Regions from separate parts of the Mus musculus genome. Here all the other regions are linked to region 1. Evidence: chromatin loops called from intact Hi-C (ENCODE). Cell type or tissue: heart. All regions are shown on one strand.

Region 1 (5,000 bases):
AATGACTTTATTAGAAATAATTTAACAGCAATATCCTGGGACTAGAAAGATGGCTCAGCAGTTAAGAGTGCTTGCTGTTCCTATAGAAAAGCAGTGTTTGGTTCCCATCACCCACAGAACTGCTCACAACCACCAGTTACTCCAGGTCTAGGGAACCCGATGCCCTCTTCTGGCCTCTGTCACTAGACGCTGGCACAGCACAAATACATACATGCAGGCAAACACTCATACCCATAAAATAAAATTATTAAAACTTCAAATGGCTTTTTAAAAAACAGACTCTAAATATGCCTAACTCAATTACAAAAATGGCACAATACTTTATTCTTTCAGCATTAAATACTGTATTTTATTATAATAAAAACATAATTGTTTTCAAAAGTATGTACAGTGTGCTGCAATTTTTTAAGCCTTTCAGAACATTTCTGACAGACTGAAATACACAGATACAAATTAGAGAAAAATATTGAATGAAAAGTTATTCTTTGTATCAAATAACATTAAAAGAAACAGGACATCCTTTCACCATACCTGGTTGTATCAAAATAAACCTAAGTTGAAATTTACAAATGCATCAAAAACAAAGCCTTGTGACCAATGCATTTTCAAATTACATTATGATACAATACAATACCCATACTAATCAAAAGTGTACTCGCATTACAAAATGCCTCCCTGGTTATTTTAAAGTCATTTCTTAAGCCTCTTAAAGAAGCTAACCCTCCCAAAGAAAACTTCTAAAGTGTTTAGAAAGTGTCAATATATGAAACGAATCTTTTTTCCCTAATATTCACCAATGCTATTGAAATTCTAAGGGTCAATTATGATTGATATGAAAGATCTATAAAACATTTCTGACCTATTATTACTACTTTCCATCTCAACACTTTCCCTTCATCAAGATCAACCTACAGTTATAAATACATACCCATTTCACTTATGAAAAGAACACTTTTAAGGAGAGAACTCTAACTTTAGAGGGAGAGCCATTTGCCCTGATCATGTCACAATCAACTACCAAATTAATTTCCACTAACAAAATGCTAAAAGGAAAAATATTTAATATATTTAGTGTCATGGATATAATAAATATATAAAACATATTTGCATATTGCATATATTTATATGTAAATAAATAAATCTAATAATTCTAAGGAACAAGTTAGTGTTCAGTCTGGGGGCTCTTAATCACGTCTGTAATTCACAGAACTTTTTTTTTTCTCTCCACTTCTCTAAAGAGATCTAGTGTTTTTATGAATCGCAACGCTTCCAGCAGACATTAAGTAGGAGTTTGCAGCTGCAGTAAAAACAAAACATTCTGACCTATGAATTTGCAACTTACATTAATATAGTCATTTAAATACTTGTACTCAACGCCTCTGACTTCAGCAGGGAGCACTGGAGTTACAATAGACAGCGGTTGCCTTTATAGTGCCAAGTTCTGCTGAATCCCGGACACTATCTCAATTAGGAAGGGGCAGAACCATATCCGGTTCCCACTGAATACAGTTTCCCATGCTTCCCATCTTAAAAACTTTTACGTCTTCCCAAAAGAGCAATAAACATACGAAGACGCCAGGAAGAGTGCCTGTAGGGGAAAATGACTGATCAAATTAAATCCCTATATATGGAACCTGAAACTTCAAAACTTGTCAAACAAATCACAGCGGCAGGAGCACGGTATGTGTCGTTGCCCCTTCTTTCCCACTTCTTACACGGAGCCAGCTTCCACAATCCCTCAACAGCAGTTTGACTTACTGGTTAGTGGGAGGTGCGGTCAGCGGTATGGCCACCTCTTCCTCTTCGTATTCTGGTCCATCCAGGGAGTCACCTTCATCCACGGTCCCCAAACCGGAGCCCAAAGGGGGCAGCTGAGGAGGCGGCGGCAGAGGAGGGAATCCGCCGCCCGGCCCGAGCGTCTCAGCAGGCAAAGACAGAGTCCCCTTGGTGAAAGCGACGTCTCCCGCAGGTCCGGCGGCCGCAGCACCAGCCACGCCAGCAGCAGCACTGCCGGTCAGCGCGGCGCCCCCCAAGACACCGGCCACCGGCCCGGTCCCCAGGAACCCGGACCCCGACGCGGCTCCGCCACCGAGGGCCGCAACCAAGTCGGCGTCCGCCAGCCCGGGACACGGGGCGGCTGCCACCGGCAGGGCCGCGGGTAACTTGACCCGGCACGCTGCCGAGTAGGCGCTGGAGCCCGTGGCCGCGCCGCCGCCGGGGCCCGCCGTCGCAGGGCCGCCTTCCTCACTGCCCGCCTCGGCCGCCATCATGTTGAAGCCCGCTCTCCTCTAGCTACCCTGCCGCCCGGGAGCCCCGGGGGCCAGCAGGCCCGGGCTGCGAGCCGCCCCACCCAGGCGCGTCCCCCTTCAGCTCTCCAGGCAGAGGAAACAACAACAAAAGGAGAGCGCCCGCCGCCGCGCCCCCTCCCCGGGCCACAGCCCCAAGCTCCGCGGCTGCTGGCTGGCTTACGGGAAGCGACGCGGGCAAAAAACCCAGCGCCTGCAGAAACGCTAGGCAAACCTCGCCGCGCACACCCACACTCACGCGCACACATGCACAGGGGCGCCAAACTTCCTGGCTACGCTAAAGAGGAAGGGAAGCCCGCTGCAGCGGCTGAGGCAGCGCCGCCTCGGCCGCCGCCGCCGCCGCGCCTCAACGCCCGGGTTCCGGCCGCCCCCACCGCAGCCACCAGTGGGGCTGCCTATGCCAGAGCCACCGTAGCCTCATCTCCGCCGGCTGGAGTCGGGAGCAGTGGGCGGGGCCGAGGAAGGGGGCGGGCCCGCAGAGCCCGACTCCGCTGCGGGCTACCTGCGGCTCTCCGGAGCGAAACCCGGGAGAGAAAGAAGGGCGGGGCCGGGAAGAAGGGAGGGGCGGAGCGGGGGCTTCTGCGCAGGCGCCTTCCGGGAGCGCGTCCGGACAGAGGAGAAGGAAAAGCAGCCTGGGCAGGAAGCGGCGGGCGCGCGCGGAGGCGTGGCACAGCTTCCCACTGAAGGGTGCGGGACGTGTGGTGCGGCCGTCCCTCCACGCCACCGGGCTCGGTGCAGGCCTACCTCTCACGGCTTTGTTTACAGGGAGAGAAGGAAGATAGCTCATCTCCAGGCCCGAGGGACTGGAGGGACGAGGGGGCGATGAGAAGGAAAGGATGACGCCAGGAAGTCCATTCACTGCTTTGTAACTTGTAGAAAAATGGCCTTAGCTGCCCGTACAGTCGGCAACAAAAATCAAAACAGTATTCATAGTTTATTCCTTTCCGTCGCATGCTATAAATCACCGTATAACTTAGGTGAAATAATTTAAGCCTAGATCCTTGGACCTGAGAAAACAACGGTTGAAAGAAGCCATGGAGAGTATGAAGGTAGAAGTCAATGCTACCATTATATACATAAGTTCTCTTCACCGAATGTCTCCCTCACATGTTTGGCTGTCAGAGAAGGAATGTAGTATTTAGAGGAAAAGTGCCACCGAAGTCATAAACCAATATATTTTGTCCTAGTTTGTATGCAAAAATCTGCAACACATACCAAAGACACACTACATGTCTAAACTTTGACAGATCAATGTCACCCTTTATGAACCCTAGGAAAAAGTTTTATTTCCCGTACTTGTGTGTATATATAAATTCATAAACACATACTCAACTGTTAGAATTATCTTTTCATGTTCCCTGGGGATAGGTTCCAGGGGCCTGTTGAGTTACAAAATTATTATCTTAAATAATTTGGGCACATTTTCCCATTTACACAGTAAATCATCTCTAGCTTATCCACAACTCTTAATATAATCTAAATATCATTTATTTTGTTATTATTAGAATAATGACAAAAATTTATGCAGGTGGAATTTTTTCCAGATATTTTTGTATGTGGCACCCTTGAATCTATAGTTTGCTAATATGAAAGCAGATAGTATATAAGCAGCCATTCATATAGAGAGATCATGCTGGTTGCTTGAAATTTATCCGTGTTAGAAATTTGCCCTTTAGGGTTCATGTACTGTACTAGCTTTTCTGTTCTCCCTGGAAAGTGTCACATTGAATGCAACTGATTATTGATAATACTTTCTCTATTAAGTTTGACCAAGCTAACTTGCTGAGAATAGCAAGAGGCTGAGATAGAATACCAGGGAAAGAGGGAAGGAGTACCATTAAGGGAAATGACAAAGTACAGACAGGACATTTCCATATTCCTGTATACCCAATCTATAACAATCAAACTGATTTCAACAGTAGTAGTGCTTGCCTCTTGTGCAAAGTGTCAGCTGAGAAAGTGAAAGTAAATTGTATAAGGGAGCTAGAAGTCAGCGTTAAACTGACCAATTAGGTGTAAAAGAAATTTTTATCTGAGAATTTCTGAATCAGAAAATGCACCATTTGTGTTTAAATGAGTCCTTCCAGTGATTTTTGACACACTTAATTTGAGTACTACTGTGCTATAACATAGTATACTAATTAAGGAGGCAATATACAGAAACTTGAAAAGCTGTAAAAAGAACAGGTATCATTCATTCGGTGGATGGGTAAAATGTGGGTATTGGTTTGCTAAGGTCTGTATTCTAAACCAGCTAGCAAAGGAGAACAAAATGAAGCAGATTCATAATCGCTAAAATCAAAACGAAATGCTGCTTCTTACAGCAGCCTCCTTAGAGCAGATTTTCTTTTAAATGTACTCTAAAGTCCCAACTACTGTTTAGTTCATGAGCCACAAGTGCAACACCCCAACTTCATATCAACCATCCGAGTTAGAATTCAGGTCTTTGAAATGACTGTTTGGTTATCTATCACCACCTCTATTTATCAATCTTCTCAATTTTTTCTATGCCCTGTTCCTGAAAATTCAGGTCAGGCTCCCAATTCCAATCACAAACTTGCCTTCTCCTTTTCCCAAAATTAGGTAGCACTCAAATATCCACATTTAATACAGCCTGATACCTCTTAGACACATATTGTCTCCCAGTTACTTTTAAATATGTATAATTAGAAATCTTCACTGCAGAAACAACTC
Region 2 (5,000 bases), 100 kb before region 1:
TAAGAGGTTGGCCCAGTGGATTAAGCATTTGTCTTTCAACTGTGAGGACCAGAGTTAGGATACACAAAACTCAAGTGAAAACTAGTATGCTTGTTAGCCACCTGTAACCTTGCCCAACACTCTTAATGCAGAGATGGGGAGTATGTAGTCAGCCTAGCAGGAAATGCGGAACTTTGGTTTCATTGAAAGGTGATGCTTCAATTAATACAATGGAGAAAGATTGAAGAAGATACCTAACATCAACTTTGGACTTTTACATGCATGTGACACATGTATACATGCATACATACATGCACACATATACCATACACACACCGACATGCAAAAATTACTCCAAGTTATATAAGTAAAATTGATCCCTTATTCTTCTGGTCCCCTTTTCTTCCTTTCCTGTTGAGAAAACACAATCTTGAATTCTTTTAATTTTCTCCTTGTCCTAGGGTTTCTAGGATAAAACTTTAAGAAATGGGAAAATTTCCCCAAAGCAAGAAAAGAATTCCCAGCACTATGTGTGCTCTTGCAGATATCTTTTTTTCATTATTTGCATTTCAAATGTTTTCCCCTTTCCAGGTCTCCCCATTCGGAACCCACCTATCACATCCCCCCCTTCTCCTGTCTCTATAAAGGTGCTCTTCTACCCACCCACCCACCCACCCACTCCTGTCTTCTCATCCTCACATTCCCCTACATTGTGACAACCCAGATGTCCCTCAACAGAGGAATGAATATGGAAAATGTGGTACATTTACACAATGGAGTACTACTCAGATACTAAAAACGATGAGTTCATGAAATTCTTAGGCAAATGGATAGAACTTGAAAATATCATCCTGAGTGAGGTAACTCAGTCACAAAAGAACATACAAGGTATGTACTCACTGATAAGTGTATATTAGCCCAAAAGTTTAGAATAACCAAGATTCATTTCACAGACCATAGGAAGCCTAAGAAGAAGGAAGACCAAAATGTGGATGCTTCAGTGCTTCTTAGAAGGGTGAACAAATTACTCACAGAAGGAAATATGTAGACAAAGTGTGGAGAAAGACTGAAGGGAATGCCATCGAGATAGAGACTGACTGACTTGGGGATACATCACATATACAGCCAGCAAACCCAGCCCCTATTGTGAGTGCTGGGAAGTGCTTGCTGATGAAAGCCTGATATGGCTGTCTCCTGAGATGCTCTTCCAGAGGCAGATGCTTGCAGCCAACCACTGGACTTAGCTCAGGGGTCCCCTGTGGAGGAGTTGGAGAAAGGACTGAAGGAGCTGATGGGGGGTTGCAGCCCCATGGAGGGAGCAAGTGTCAACAGGCCAGACCTCCTGGAGCTCCTGGGGACTGGACCACCAACTAAAGAGTACACATTGATTGACCCACGGTGCTGGCCTCATATGTGGCAGAGGACGGTCTTGCAGGTAACTTTAGTGAAGTACATAAAACCTTTCTTTGAAGACCAAGAGGCAATAAATGCTCTGTAAAGCCAGATCTTTGATTACAACTCTTGGATTACAAGTTATATTGGTGCTCAAAAAACTTAGTCTGTCTACAAATAGTACATAGCACAGTTTAAGAACTGCTGTACAAAGACATTTGTGTTTATTTTTTTAAAAAGCACTGAAAAATTTCCAGTTAATAATTTATGTCTTGGTGGTGTCCAATGAAACAGTAGTATCTTTGTCATTGAGCTGTTAATTTACTTGTTCCTTTTCTAGGAAGACTAGAATGCATTTTGTTTGAATAATCTCCAATTAGATGCAGCAAAATGTGGCCTAAAGATTATGTAAAGAGGGCATTGATGCATGGCTGTGTTTCCAGAATTTGAGAGGCTTAGGCAGGAGGATCATAAATTTGAAACCACCATGAACTAAATATGGATTTCTAGTATATAATGAGACAATAAGGAGCTGAGAAAGGCAGGAAAAATGAGAGGAAACTCTACTGCACAAATTATGGCAGTGGGGGGATTGCTTTGTGCTCTCCCTGTTGGTATCAGGACCTCTGAAACTCGTGACATCATGTAGGCGAGACCCACAGACCTGTTGCCAAGACAATAGCCACCATATTCCCAGAATCCATTGTGCTCACCTCCCACTTTTACCTATAACCACGTCACCATCCATATATATACATACATACATATATATGTGTGTGTGTGTGTGTATGTGTGGTTAAGAGCACTGACTGTGTCATCCATATGAACTGGGTTCAATTCCCAGCACCCACAGGGCAGTTCATAACTGTCTGAAACTCCCATTCCAAGGGATCTGAAGCTGTCACACAGATATACATTCAGGCAAAACACCAATGGGCATAAAATAAAAATAAAAAATAAAGAAATGAAGGCTTATGGTTCTTTGTGCCCAGGCGTCCTCTGGAACCTGGATCCCTGCGGCCACGCCCACTTTCTGACCCTCCTGGGTCACGCCCTTCAGACTCCTCCCCAAAGCCTGGGAGCCCCGAGGCTCCGCCCTCCCTCGTTGCGGAACACCTCCCACCGGCTCCGGAAACTCCAGAGCAGACGCTGGCACGTGACCGGGACGTCACGCACGCGTCCGCGGTCTGGGCGGGGGCGGGGGTTCGCGCGTTGGCCGTCGCTCGTGGTCGCTGTCTCTCGGAGTGTCGCTGTTTTTGTCGCGGCCCTGCGGCCCGTGAGGGCTACAGCATGTATCACAGCAGCAGCCAGAAACGGCACTGGACCTTCGCTAGCGAGGAGCAGCTGGCGCGCCTGCGGGCGGACGCCAACCGCAAATTCAAGTGCAAAGCTGTGGCTAACGGGAAGGTGAGGTCCCCGCGAGCCAGCCCCTGTGCCCACCCTAAACCTGGGACCTCTCCTGAAGTCCCGCTTTGCCTGCAGGCTGGAAGCCTGTAGAGCGCTCGCCTGGCTGTGTCAGTGCAGACAGGGACTGACGCGACAGCCAAGTCCGGGGCTGGCGGTGGCAGAGGTCTGAGTGACATCCTGGGGACTGGCAAGAGCCTTGGAAGAGTGCGGACTTAGTGCGGGACTCGAACTGGTCACTTGTCCTGCAGGATGTCACGACAAATCATTCTCTGTAGATGGCAGGAGGGAGGGCACACACATAGGCTGGTGTCTAGTGGAAAGTCAGACTGGCAGGCAAGTGCCTGGAGTGCTGGTGGTCACTCATGGATGAAGCTGTACCTCTGCAGCAGTGGTTGAAGAACGTGCACAAGCAACTTTGTAAGCGGAAGTGTAAGGCGGTTGAAATTCTTGCCAAAACTGAAAGGAACTTTTCAAAGACTTGAAATGGGGGGATGATGGCTTGTTGGATCTGCTTTCCAGAAACAACCTTCACACAGAAGGTTGTACAAGGAAAGAAAATAGTTGACACAAGTAATGCGTGTTCTATGGGCCTCTATCCAGGTCTTCCTACAACTCTCCCATTCATTTCTGTGTACGGCCCTGGATAACTTTATAGTAGCTTCTACAAATTTCAGGCAAATAAAATTTGTACCAACAAAACAGGTAGACAATGAACTGAGTTATTTTAATTTTGGTGACATATGGATTTACTGCAAAAGCTACTTTGGGAGAGTTCCAACCCATGAAAATATGTATTTTTTTTTTAATTTACAAATAATGGTATCAAACCTGGGAGTGAATTGACACATACTCTGTCATGACTGTTTAAAAATGTCCAGCTGACAGTTTGAGAACTTGTAAAATGAAAGCCTAGATTCAGTTTATTGATTTTTGCTTATTCTTCTCCTAGATATTTTGCTTGATGCTTAGTAAACTTAACAAAGAGAGAAAGCTTCAGGTCTATTTTTTGTTGGTGGTATAAGTCCAATTTAAGCAGGACAGATAAGACGGTCTTACAATGAATTCACTGACCTTACATTGAAATGTCTGCTCTGTCTAAAGGTTCTTCCAAATGATCCAGTGTTTCTGGAGCCTCATGAAGAATTGACACTTTGCAAGTACTATGAAAAAAGATTATTGGAATTCTGTTCAGTGTTTAAACCAGCTATGCCACGGTCTGTTGTGGTAAGTGATGGGAGAGAAGAATATGCTTGTTAGCTGGCTTGAGAGAATTGAACTAGACTTTTCCCTTCTTTTTCCTCCATAATTTTTTTTTCACATTATATCCCAATAGCACACCACCTCTTCTCATTCCTGCCGTTTGCAAATTCTTCTGACCAATACTCCCTTCCCTTCTCAGAGAAGGGGAAGCCCCTCCTCCTTTGGGTACCACCCTGCCTTGTGACATCTAGCCCCAGAAGGACTAAGCATCTCTACCACTGAGGCCCAACAAGTCATTCTGGTTGGGAAAGGGGATCCAATGGCAAGCAACAGAGTCAGAGACAGCCCCTGTTCCAGATGTTAGGGGACCCATATGAAGACCAAGCTGCACATGTGGTACAAATGTGGAGGGTTGGGGAGCTAGATCCAGCCCTCTTTGGTGGTTCAGTCTCTGTGAGCCCCATGGGCCCAGATTAGTTGGCTCCGTAGACCCTCCTATGGAGTCCTTTACAACTCTGGCCTGCTCAATTCCACCACTCTTCCATAAAACTCCCCAAGCTCTTCTTGATGTCTGGCTCTGGGTCTCTGCAGCTGTTTCCATCTGTTGCTAGATGAGGCCTCTCAGGAGACAGTTATGCTAGGTTCCTATCTGCAAGAACAGCAGAGTATCAGTAATAGTGTCGGGTTGGCTCTTTCCCATGGAATGGGTCTCAAATTGAGCCAGTCATTGGTTGGCCTTTCACTTGAGGTTGCTTCCAGTTTCTGGCTATTATGAATAAAGCTGCTGTGAACACAGTTGAGCAAGTGTCCCTGTGGTATAGTGGTGCATCCTTTGGGTATATGCCGGGAAGTGGTATTGCTGGGTCTTAAGGTAGAACTAATCCTGATTTTCTGAAAATCTGCCAAACTGATATCCAAAGTGTTTGTACAAGTTTGCACTCTCACCAGCAAAGGAGGAGTGTTCCCTTTGCTCCACATCATCACCAGTATGTGGCTGGTGACTGTCACTTCAGTTTTGTTTG
Region 3 (5,000 bases), 140 kb after region 1:
AGGACCAATCCGAAAGGCAGAGAAATGAGAATTACTATAGAACAAACTTAAAACCTTGAACATATTTTGCTTATACAAACAAATACTTCTGGAAGACAACTACTTTAAATAGAGAGGCTAGCTTATGCAATAAGCTGAAAACCATTTAGAAACATTTTAAGGAAAATCCAATCTCTTCTCTTTATCTTCTTAGATAAAAGCCATATTAGTAGACTTTGAAGGTCAGGCCAACAGACAAACACCTTTTATTGGTGACTGGGAAATGTGTCATTTTTGTGACAATCCTGAACAAGTAGTGTAAGGGTACCATGAACTGACAGTTGCTCAGTAAGGCGAAATTATTCTAAATGACATCTCTGAGCTACTCTGGAAAGTTAACTTCCTAGTGAGAAGACAACTACTTAAGAGTTGGCTGAGTAACAATGGATTTATCTGCTTTTGTAGAGTGATTTCAGTTTTCTCTTCTCCGACATTTTAACTGAACCATATATTCTCAGAAAATGATCACTATACACAGAAGTGAGTGGGAGAGGCAGAGAATCAAGATGAAAGGTGTGGTTGAAAGAATCATTTCACTGTGATAGTTATGCCTATGTACGCAATATTTAAAACATTCTTGAATGCTATATCCACAGAATCGACAGGATTGAAAAAATATAATTTTTGCAGATATGTTAGAATTGGCATATTGATACACTTGCATTGTGAAAGTATTTCTAAAAAGGTAGCTTGTCAGATTTTACTCTACAACCAAAATAAAAAGGCTTAGTTTCAATTGTAACTTCTGTCCTGCTTATAGAGACCCGATAACATAACAATCAAATAGCACTTAACAAAAGTACCCTAAACAACCACAAACACTGTAGAGAAAATATTTTGTGTCTGTGGATGTGGCACCTGTTAATAATAAATTTGATGGCCTATAGCCTAGGCAGGAAATAGGAGGTGAAACATCCTGTAGGTAGAAAGGATTCTGGGATAATGTGAGCCAGGAGATATGTCCAGGGAGATTTGATGAGACAGATGCATGGTAACTGAGCACAGGTAACAAGCCACATGGAAGAATGTAGATTAGAATGAATGGGTTATTTTAAATTATAATCAAGTCAGAGAAGAGCCTAGCTATATGGTCAAGGTATTTGTAAATATTATTTGAGTCTGAGTCTTATTTCTGGGAACATGGGGCTGGAAGAAAGAACCAGGCTTAACTTCTACAGAACACTGCTCATCAATTCAAAAAAACATTTACTAAAACCCAGAAGCAAGACTAATATTATCCTTATATTTACCTAAATTTGCTTCCAAGGTGGAGATGTTGATTAAGCATTTATGTTCACAACATTATTTCAGACCGTTGTAAACGCTGTAGAGAAAATGAATTGATAACAGAATGTGCCTAATGTGGGGGTGTTGTATGGAGGGTTCTGAATGAGAAGATGGTTTCACTCAAACCTGGATGATGGAGATTTAGAGAGAGATTTCCATACAGACACATTAAAAAGATGCAGTCTTTGAGAAGGGACCACATTATGCTCAGGTAAGGGTACAAAGGACATTATAACTGAACACAGGTCAGAGTAATGAGCAGGAGAGCCAAGTATCTCTAACTTTGAGGTCATGGCAGATTAGAACTTTGGTATAAGCATAATAGGAAGACAAGGAGCATTATAGGACAAGGAATGAGACAGTAGTCATGAGTAAAAGCATCCACATTTGCTATTAGATGGAAGTTCAATTGCAGATGGACAAACTTAGAATCAAGGAATTTAAGTATGACTTTTATAGGAGAGAAGATGTTTGGCAGCTGTAGTGCTTAAAATGATGGTCATTGAACAGAGACAGCACTTAGTGGTAAGTAATTTCATGATGCATTTGAGGGGCAAGGTCTATTTGCTAAGAGTGTGGAAACAGTGAATGAGAGGAAGAGAAGAATCAAGCATTTTTTTTTATAGGATTTGCCTTGAGGAGCTGGACAGACAGAAGGATACTTACTGCAGGAGAGGAAATTAGAAATTCTATTTTTATCACATGAAGTTCGTGGTAATTTGTAGTTGCCCATGTTATTCCAAGTCTATATGAAGCCTCAGGAAACTCAAAAACTCCGTGGGTTCTTGTTCCCTGCAGAGATGCAGCTAAGGGCAGGACAGAAGGAAAAGTCACTTATCTGTTCTCTCACCAAGGATTTATAGACAGTGACTGTCATAAGCACTTAGTCTTAGCACATGTGACCACAACAATAAACAGGACAGACTGCTGTTATGCATTAAGGTTTTCTCCTTTCAGGTTCAGTTTCAAGAGTGTGGGTGAAGGAGGCGATGACTCACTTCCGTTCTGTCCTAGCTAGTTCAAGTCTGGCAGCCAGCTTGGTCTCTTCACTGGAACTCAGTGGAAACATTCAGAAACAGACTTAGTGGCCTGAATAAACAACATCACCTGCCAAAGTCTTAGAATTAAAGAGAAAGAAAGAAAGAAAGAAAGAAAGAAAGAAAGAAAGAAAGAAAGAAAGAAAGAAAGAAAGAAAGAAGAGGATGCACAATGAATGCATTTCCTTTCTCCTACTTATCTAATACTTTATTTTATCAGTTACTATTTTATAAAATATTAAAATAATGTCTGTGAGTTTGTGTGGTTTTGAGAAATAATTAGATAAAGAAATAATTGAAATTAAGTGTGCCAAACAACCACCCAAACATTCCTGAGTAATTGGTTATTATCATTTCCTTGGAATTTAATTGGGGCAAACTGAGTTTTTTGAATCCAAGAAAATACCTGGTGCTTCTCAGTACTGGGACTGGCAGATCTTGAAGCTATTCTTTAAATTTGGGAGCATTTCTTTGTTTTGCAATAGAGTAACAAACCAAAGAAAGAAACATAGAAGCAATGTCTTTATGCTTTGAACTAATTAAAATTCAGGTAAACAAAAACTGGAGCCATAAAATAGAGGCAGGCTGTTTGCTCAGTTTTCTTGCCATCCTGCTTCCCTCCAAACTGGTTCCTCCAGTTTGCCTCTAAATGATGCTATCATTGGATCCGGTTGTGCCAAATAGAGATTACTGTGTGTTGTAGTCATAGTCTGGCTTCCTGTCTGGTGAAGAACTATTTCATGGTAATAAGAGCACCAGCATTAGTCAATTAGTCTAGTATTTAAGTTCTGGCACTGCCACTCACAGGCTGGATCAGACTCTTGTTCTCTCTCTGTACCTTCATTTCCTTCTCATGTTTATCTGAGACTTAAGTGAGCTAATATACGTAAAGTAGTGAGAACAGAGTCTGTCCCAAGAGAGGCATTTGTGCATATACCTAAAACTGAACCTAGTGCCAGAGTGTTCTAAGCTTTGGAATAAAGCAAGGGCAAAATAGACAAAAGACTACAAAGAAGACCAGTAATATGTTAAAAGTAGTTTTAACCTATGAGTGCCTTTTAATCAGGGTTCATAGCCTACCTCAATCCTCATCTGTTTCTCCAAAGATGCCTTCCCAAGCAGATTTTCCAGAGCATTGCTTCTCTGTGCAACTCTCTCCCCTGCCCTGGTCACACTGACCTGCTCACTCTGAATCTTCCTTTTTTCTTAATCATCTTAGGCAAGCGTACAGTCTCTGACTCTGGCACAGATGTAATGTAGACTCCTATTGAAGGTTTTGCTTAGATCCAAACCTGAATCTTCAGAAGCAGATTTGTGGAAGTCTGAGAGTGGTAGGCAACAGAGAACCTGCTGGTGGACTGGTTTTGCAGCAGCATCCTTTTCTTCGCCTGCTAATGCTTTTCTGTTTTAATTATTATTTTTCTTCTTTCTTCCTTTCTCATGCTTGTACTACTGATCTTATGTAAAATATAGTAATCATGGTGCCAACATAAAAAGCATATCTTTCATTAGATACGCCTGCTGTTGCAAATTGAGAGAACTTGCCCTGCTCTGTAACTCTGTGAACAATATTTCTACTAATGTCCCTCTTCAAGTTATTCCCTCTCATGTCTCTGCATATACAGCTTTACTAGAGTATCTATTAGTAAGAAAACTCAAGGAAGCTAAGATCTGAAGCCAGGCTGGAGATTCTCAATGCGTAGATCTGAATTCCTTTTGTGTTATCTCTTTCATCTTTTCCTTAACTCCTGACTTATATATTGGATAATATGTTTGGATAAAAGTATTTATTTTGATGCACAGTTACAGAGATGCACATCACCTGGCTACATTGCTTTGGGTATAAGAAAGGATGAGAGAACAGGCCTGGCTTCTTCATGGAGTGGGGTTGGGGATGGTCCAGGGCACAAGGTGAACCCTGCAAAGGCAGCCCTGCAAAGGCATGCTTCCAGTGACTGAAATCTAAGGAAGTCCACTTCCCAAGAGCCTACCTATTCTTCCTTGATTAATATGCTGTGTGAGTACATGATTTAGTCACATACTAAAGGTGCCACCAACTGCACAAGTCTTCCACACAGAATCCTTTTACAAGAATACCTCCCGTCCACCCCTTCCTTCTTTTCCTCCATCCTTTCTTCCAACACCTTTTTTTCCTTCCTCTCTTTCTAGATTAAGATACATCTAGACATCAATTCAAAGAAGGCATAAAACTTGAACATAATCATTTTAATACATAAATTACAATGAAATATAAAATATAATTGCCTTATTTATAAGTTTACATGGGTTATTATTATTATTATTATTATTATTATTTTGGTTTTTTCAAGACAGGATTTCTCTGTATAGCCCTGGCTGTCCTGGAACTCACTCTGTAGACCAGGCTGGCCTCAAACTCAGAAATCCGCCTGCCTCTGCCTCCCGAGTGCTGGGATTAAAGGCATGCGCCACCACCGCCCGACTTACATGGGATATTATTTTAAAAGTAATTTGCCTTTTGGTATAGCATTGGAAATGTAAATGAGCTAAATACCTAATAAAAAATGGAAAAAAAAGTAATTTGCAGTAGAATCTTGTGGGCTTAATTTTTAATTTTTCGGTTTAAGTAGAAACCAAAGATTGCACATAGGCACTAAT
Region 4 (5,000 bases), 220 kb after region 1:
GAAGTGGAAACTCTAAGACCCTTAGCGGCAGCAGAATGCCAACCAAGAGACAGAGAGTAAGTGAGTACTCTGGGCCCACTTGAAGGTGACTGTCATCAAGTATCACAGTTTTCAAAGTTCCTTAAGATGTCAAGATGCACAGAAAGTCACCGAAGGCAGCGGCAGCTGTGACACATTTCAAAGGCTGGAACAACCCCACCCCCCACCCCACCCCCACTTGCAGCTTAAACAGCTTATCTAAGGCCAAGACAGGAAATGTGGTTCTTGAAATAGGAAACTGGAGGCTGATGTGACTTCACCTACAAGGGGTGGCTTTGCTGTGGGTCTCCAGGGGGGTTTCAATAGCTTCTGCTTTCTGTTAAGTGTTTGGGAGCTAGTTCCTATTCTCAGGAGCTGGCTGAGATGACCGAGGACCAGGTCATCTCTAATTCAGTGGATCTGAGGACACACAATAGAGATGAAAATCAAGACAAACCAAGCAAGAGGTGTCAAACCTGGGAAGGGAAAGAGAAAGCCCTTCAAACCCCTAGAGTGTTCTCAGCCAGGGCCTCTGTTCTAATCCCCATTGTCCATACCTGGAGACGCAGTCTATGGTATGCGTTGGTTTAAGCTTGGGTTTTGATTGTGGGGCCTGCCTTGCTTCCTGGCTCTAGGGATGAACGTGTATATCTTTGCCTGGGATCATCCAATTCTGCTTTGGACTGTGAGATGCTGCCAGGGCACAACCTGAAGATTGGGCTTCTTTCACTATTGCTGCAAAGGTTGACGGTCCAGTTGACTTTGTCCCCACATTTCCAGAGCTTTCAGGGCTGAAAGTTTAGATCACTATTGAGAACCACATCTTTGCTGTTGCCACAAGTTAGGTTGTCATAGGGCCCCTCTTAATCCCATCATTATGGTCCCTTGTCTATCTAGTCTCTCAGGACTCTCCTTTATCCATGTTTTGTAAGTTCACTCTTTCTTTTCCTTTTCTAGTTTCCACTACTGGTCAGATCCTTATTTCAACAAACCTGAATTTTGCACTTACACTTCTGTTTAATATGTGTGAGTTATCTTTCCCCACACCTGTCCAGCATAGCTTCCTCAAACCTCCTATCCTGGTACCATAAAAACTATAGTGATCTCCCTGATTATCAGGACCACGCTGCTTAGCCATGCAACAGACCTGGGACTGCCTGACCTATATAAGAAATTTTCATGGCCATCTCACCATGCCATTTCCATTGTTCATATACATTTCCATTAATTTTTACTTACACCTGTCTCAAACACACGATTGTCTCTCTTTCTTGACTTAACGAAATTTGGGGACTTGAGACTGATTTAGTTGCCAGCCTTTCCTTGTACTTTAACTAGACTTCCCTGTGCCCTTCCTGAAACATCTGGACAGTAAGTGACAACTGATTATCTTTTACAAGTGTATATAGGACAACCATGTATTTCCGAACTTAACTCTCAATTATTTTAGGTTATTGTAATTTTGCTTTTGCCTCCATCGGCATGTAGAGGGCAATGACCTTAGTGTTCAGATCAGATGTAACATATTTATATATATTATTGGTCTTCTAAAACTACTTTGTTTCTCATCATTTTCTCATCATAGTCTTGCTTACCATCAAAGCCTTCTGCATTTGGTAACAGAAAAACAAAACAACAAAACAAAACAAAAACCTCAGCCTCCAAATGCTTGGGCTGACATTTGATAAGTGAGGAGGAAATTCTGGGCAAAATAATAAGTCTTTAATTTTTCCCCAGTTTCTGTCATAAATTATATTGCTAATAATGACCCATAGATTTATTTGTGTATAAGAAAATACCTCATCTGGTTAGATAAATGCTATCTTAAAGAAAAGCATTAGTAAGCCATAAAGTCATAGTTTCAGTGTTTGCTGAGTCTCAAGTCCCAAAAGCCCATCCTTGAGTTTCTGGAGCATGACTTTGAAAAATTAAAGTTCATCAAAGTGGGTTAAAAAGATAGAGCTCTACTTGAGATTCCCTCTTGATCATCTATGCAGCATATTGTCACCACTGGGGGCACTGGCCTTGTGGCTATGTTTCCTGCTTTTGGGAATGCCTCTGGGATGGGTGTGGTATGACTTTGCTCATTTCCTTTTGTCACCCCCAGAAGTCTTAATGTGTTTGTTTTATCTAAGACCTCTGCTACCTTGCTAAGCCTGGCTTCCTGTTCACAGCTGCCTTCTTGTCTCCATGGACTCAGCTCAACTGGAAGAAAGTCGGTTGAGAGTCTAAAAGTCTACTGAGGTTTTAACAACTTCCTCCAGCATTTCAATTACTCTTCAGTGCTGACATCATCCAGACCACAGAAGTGTATATTATGACTGCAAGTATTATTAAAATTTAGTGTTTTGCACATATAAAAATACTCAGTTGTTGATTGAGTTTCATAGTCACTATTCTTTCTCATGAGGATTTTGAAGAGATTTCTTTCCTATCTAAGCATAACATTTCTTACAAGTGAACTTTTAAAATGTGTTTTAATTATATATATATGTATATGTATATATATATATATATATATATGTGTGTGTGTGTGTGTGTGTGTGTGTGTGTGTGTGTGTACACATGTGGGAATGCACTTTTAAATGCAGGTACCCACAGAAGGTAAAGGCACAGAATTCCCCTGGAATGAATTATAGCTATGGATAGTGGGAACTGAACTTGGGTCCTCTGCAAGAGGTATATGAGCTCTTAAACCTTGAACCATTTCTTCAGCCCTAAGAAATAGTTTTAAAAGTAGTGGTATCTGGTGGAGCATCATTGTGCTAAAAATAATGTGTGTGTGTGTGAGTGTGTGTATGTATGTGTATGTGTGTGTGCATGTGTGTGTGTGTATTAGTTTCTTTCATACAATTAGATCTCTGAAATACCACACATAACTTGCAGATACAATGGGCCAGCTTTAGACATTATTCAATGAACAAATCCTTTCCCAAAAACAGTGTGTACAATGAGAAAGCTGTATATATTTCATATATACAGATACTGCCACACCCCCATCAACCTGAGAACTGCCTGCATAGCTTGGTTTCAAGAAAATTACATGAGTCCTGTTGCTGCAATTTATAGTACACTAACAGTTTAATGTCAAGTTGGTTTACTCATTATGTAAAACACTGTTTTCCTCTGGATCAAAACTCTTAGCATCATAAGCCTTCTTAGTTTAATTTCCTGATTTCTTTCCAAGAGAAGAACTGCACCTTAGAGCTCTGGCACTCCAGCTTTAATTCTGAAAACATATTTTTATTTTTGGAGACAAGTTCTTTTATTGCTTTTATGGAAGAGCAAAGAACATTTCCCTTTTTATCACTAATGACTACTTAACTGTAGGGAATAATGCTGTTTTTATGGCATAAACATCTCTAGCTCTGAAGGTTATTATAGATGTCTGTCCTTCCAAGAAGTAAACAGGTTGTAACAATGACTGTTGTTGTTATTTGTTTGTTCTGATTTTGTTTTTGTTTTCCATTTTAAAGCATTTAGGCCAGAAAATGAATGATGGGAAAAATACTCAGTATAATCTTAGACAAATATAATGATATAACACATGGAAATTTAATATGGAATAAATGCAAATATTTGTATGTGGGTATGTATATGCATACATGTAATATAAATCTATAAATGTATATGAATGTATATATAGTTAAATGATTATAATTATTTAATGTCTTAGTTACTGCTGTGAAGGGACACCATGATCAAGTCAATTTTTTTTTTTTTTTTTGGTTTTTCGAGACATGGTTTCTCTGTATAGCCCTGGCTGTCCTGGAACTCACTTTGTAGACCAGGCTGGCCTCGAACTCAGAAATCCACCTGCCTCTGACTTCCAAGTGCTGGGATTAAAGGCGTGCACCACCACACCCGGCTTCAAGTCAACTTTTATAAAAGAAAGCGTTTAACTGGGACCTTGCTTACAGTTTTAGAAGTTTAGTCCACTAGCATCATGTTGGGGGAGCATGGTGGCACACATGGCACTAGAGTAGTAGCTGAGAGCTACATCCTGATCTGTAGGCTGCAGGATGAAAGAGCACACCCGGGTCTGGTGTGGGTTTTTGTAACCTTAAAGCCTATTCCCAGTGATACATCCTCCAACAAAGCCACACCTCCTAATCCTTATAATCCTTTTGACAAGCTCCACTCCCTGGTGACTAAGGGCTCAAATGCATGTGCTTATGCCAGCCATTCTCATTCAAACCACCACAATGTATTGTTTATCAATATTACATGTACTGCATTATTTCATATAAATGTGCACAAACAAATTGTGACTGCAAGATATACAAATTGGTTCGTATAATATAAAGGAAAAATGTATCAATCAAGATAATTTATTACCAGCCTTCCTCAAATAATTTTGAGCAATTACAATTATCATTATTTCCTTCTGATTAATAGCTACACAATTATTTTCCCGACTTGCCAATTTATTTGTATGTGAGGGTGTGGTTGTGTGTATGCATATCGATGACAGCCAGAACATGGGTGCTGAAGTCAGAGGACAACTTGTAAAAGTTGATTCTTTCCTTCCACACATGAATCCAGGAGATTAAAACAATTGAGGTTGGCAAGCTTAGCATCAAATGCCTTTATCCCACAGTAAAAATTTGACATTAAATGTCTCATCTTTTAAAAAACTGGGATATAAGGAAACTGTCCAGATGAACACTTTGTTCTTACACTCACTAGGTACTCATAGACTGGGTTTAGCAGTAAGACTAGGTACTAATAATGGGTTTAGCAGTAAGATGAAGGTCAACGCTAAGTCAAATGATATCACAGTTCTCAAACAAGAATATGGAAATTAAATTGCTTAATGCTGCAGCCAAAAGTAAAATTCCATCTCAAAGTTGCTCGCTACCTACTGAGGTGCTGGAGGGTTCACATGGAGCATACCAAACATCTCCATATTTTCCATGCCAGAAAAACACCTCTATCCCCTTGCCTTTTCATAATTAATATCAATCAGGGTGTGGATGGGT

What was found. Peaks named below come from ENCODE experiments on the same cell type or tissue, not always from the same donor. Only the 100,000 strongest peaks of a DNase experiment are listed, where the experiment ranks them.
Region 2: a loop joins it to region 1, with 9 times the contacts of the local background. A loop is called at or near these places in 8 of 42 quality-filtered maps.
Region 3: a loop joins it to region 1, with 2.1 times the contacts of the local background. A loop is called at or near these places in 8 of 42 quality-filtered maps.
Region 4: a loop joins it to region 1, with 2.0 times the contacts of the local background. A loop is called at or near these places in 4 of 42 quality-filtered maps.

Annotation. Positions count from the first base shown.
Region 1 is chr13:85,286,638-85,291,637 of GRCm38, forward strand. It overlaps Rasa1 (RAS p21 protein activator 1), which reads right to left and starts at 2,849. Exons shown (of 25, transcript NM_145452.3): 1 at 1,759-2,849. The coding sequence starts at 2,270. In heart, CTCF peaks have their summits at 165 (motif pointing left) and 2,617; a DNase peak (open chromatin) is centred at 2,814; H3K4me3 peaks cover 3,652 bases; H3K27ac peaks cover 2,290 bases.
Region 2 is chr13:85,186,875-85,191,874 of GRCm38, forward strand. Ccnh (cyclin H) reads left to right here and starts at 2,511. Exons shown (of 9, transcript NM_023243.6): 1 at 2,511-2,778; 2 at 3,880-4,002. The coding sequence starts at 2,662. In heart, a CTCF peak has its summit at 2,619; a DNase peak (open chromatin) is centred at 2,497; H3K4me3 peaks cover 1,528 bases; H3K27ac peaks cover 1,131 bases.
Region 3 is chr13:85,427,961-85,432,960 of GRCm38, forward strand. No RefSeq gene overlaps it. Among named protein-coding and RNA genes, the nearest start is that of Rasa1, 140 kb to the left of the region's middle. In heart, no CTCF peak of the experiment used is centred here; a DNase peak (open chromatin) is centred at 2,361.
Region 4 is chr13:85,507,680-85,512,679 of GRCm38, forward strand. No RefSeq gene overlaps it. Among named protein-coding and RNA genes, the nearest start is that of Rasa1, 220 kb to the left of the region's middle. In heart, a CTCF peak has its summit at 2,038; no DNase peak of the experiment used is centred here; H3K27ac peaks cover 687 bases.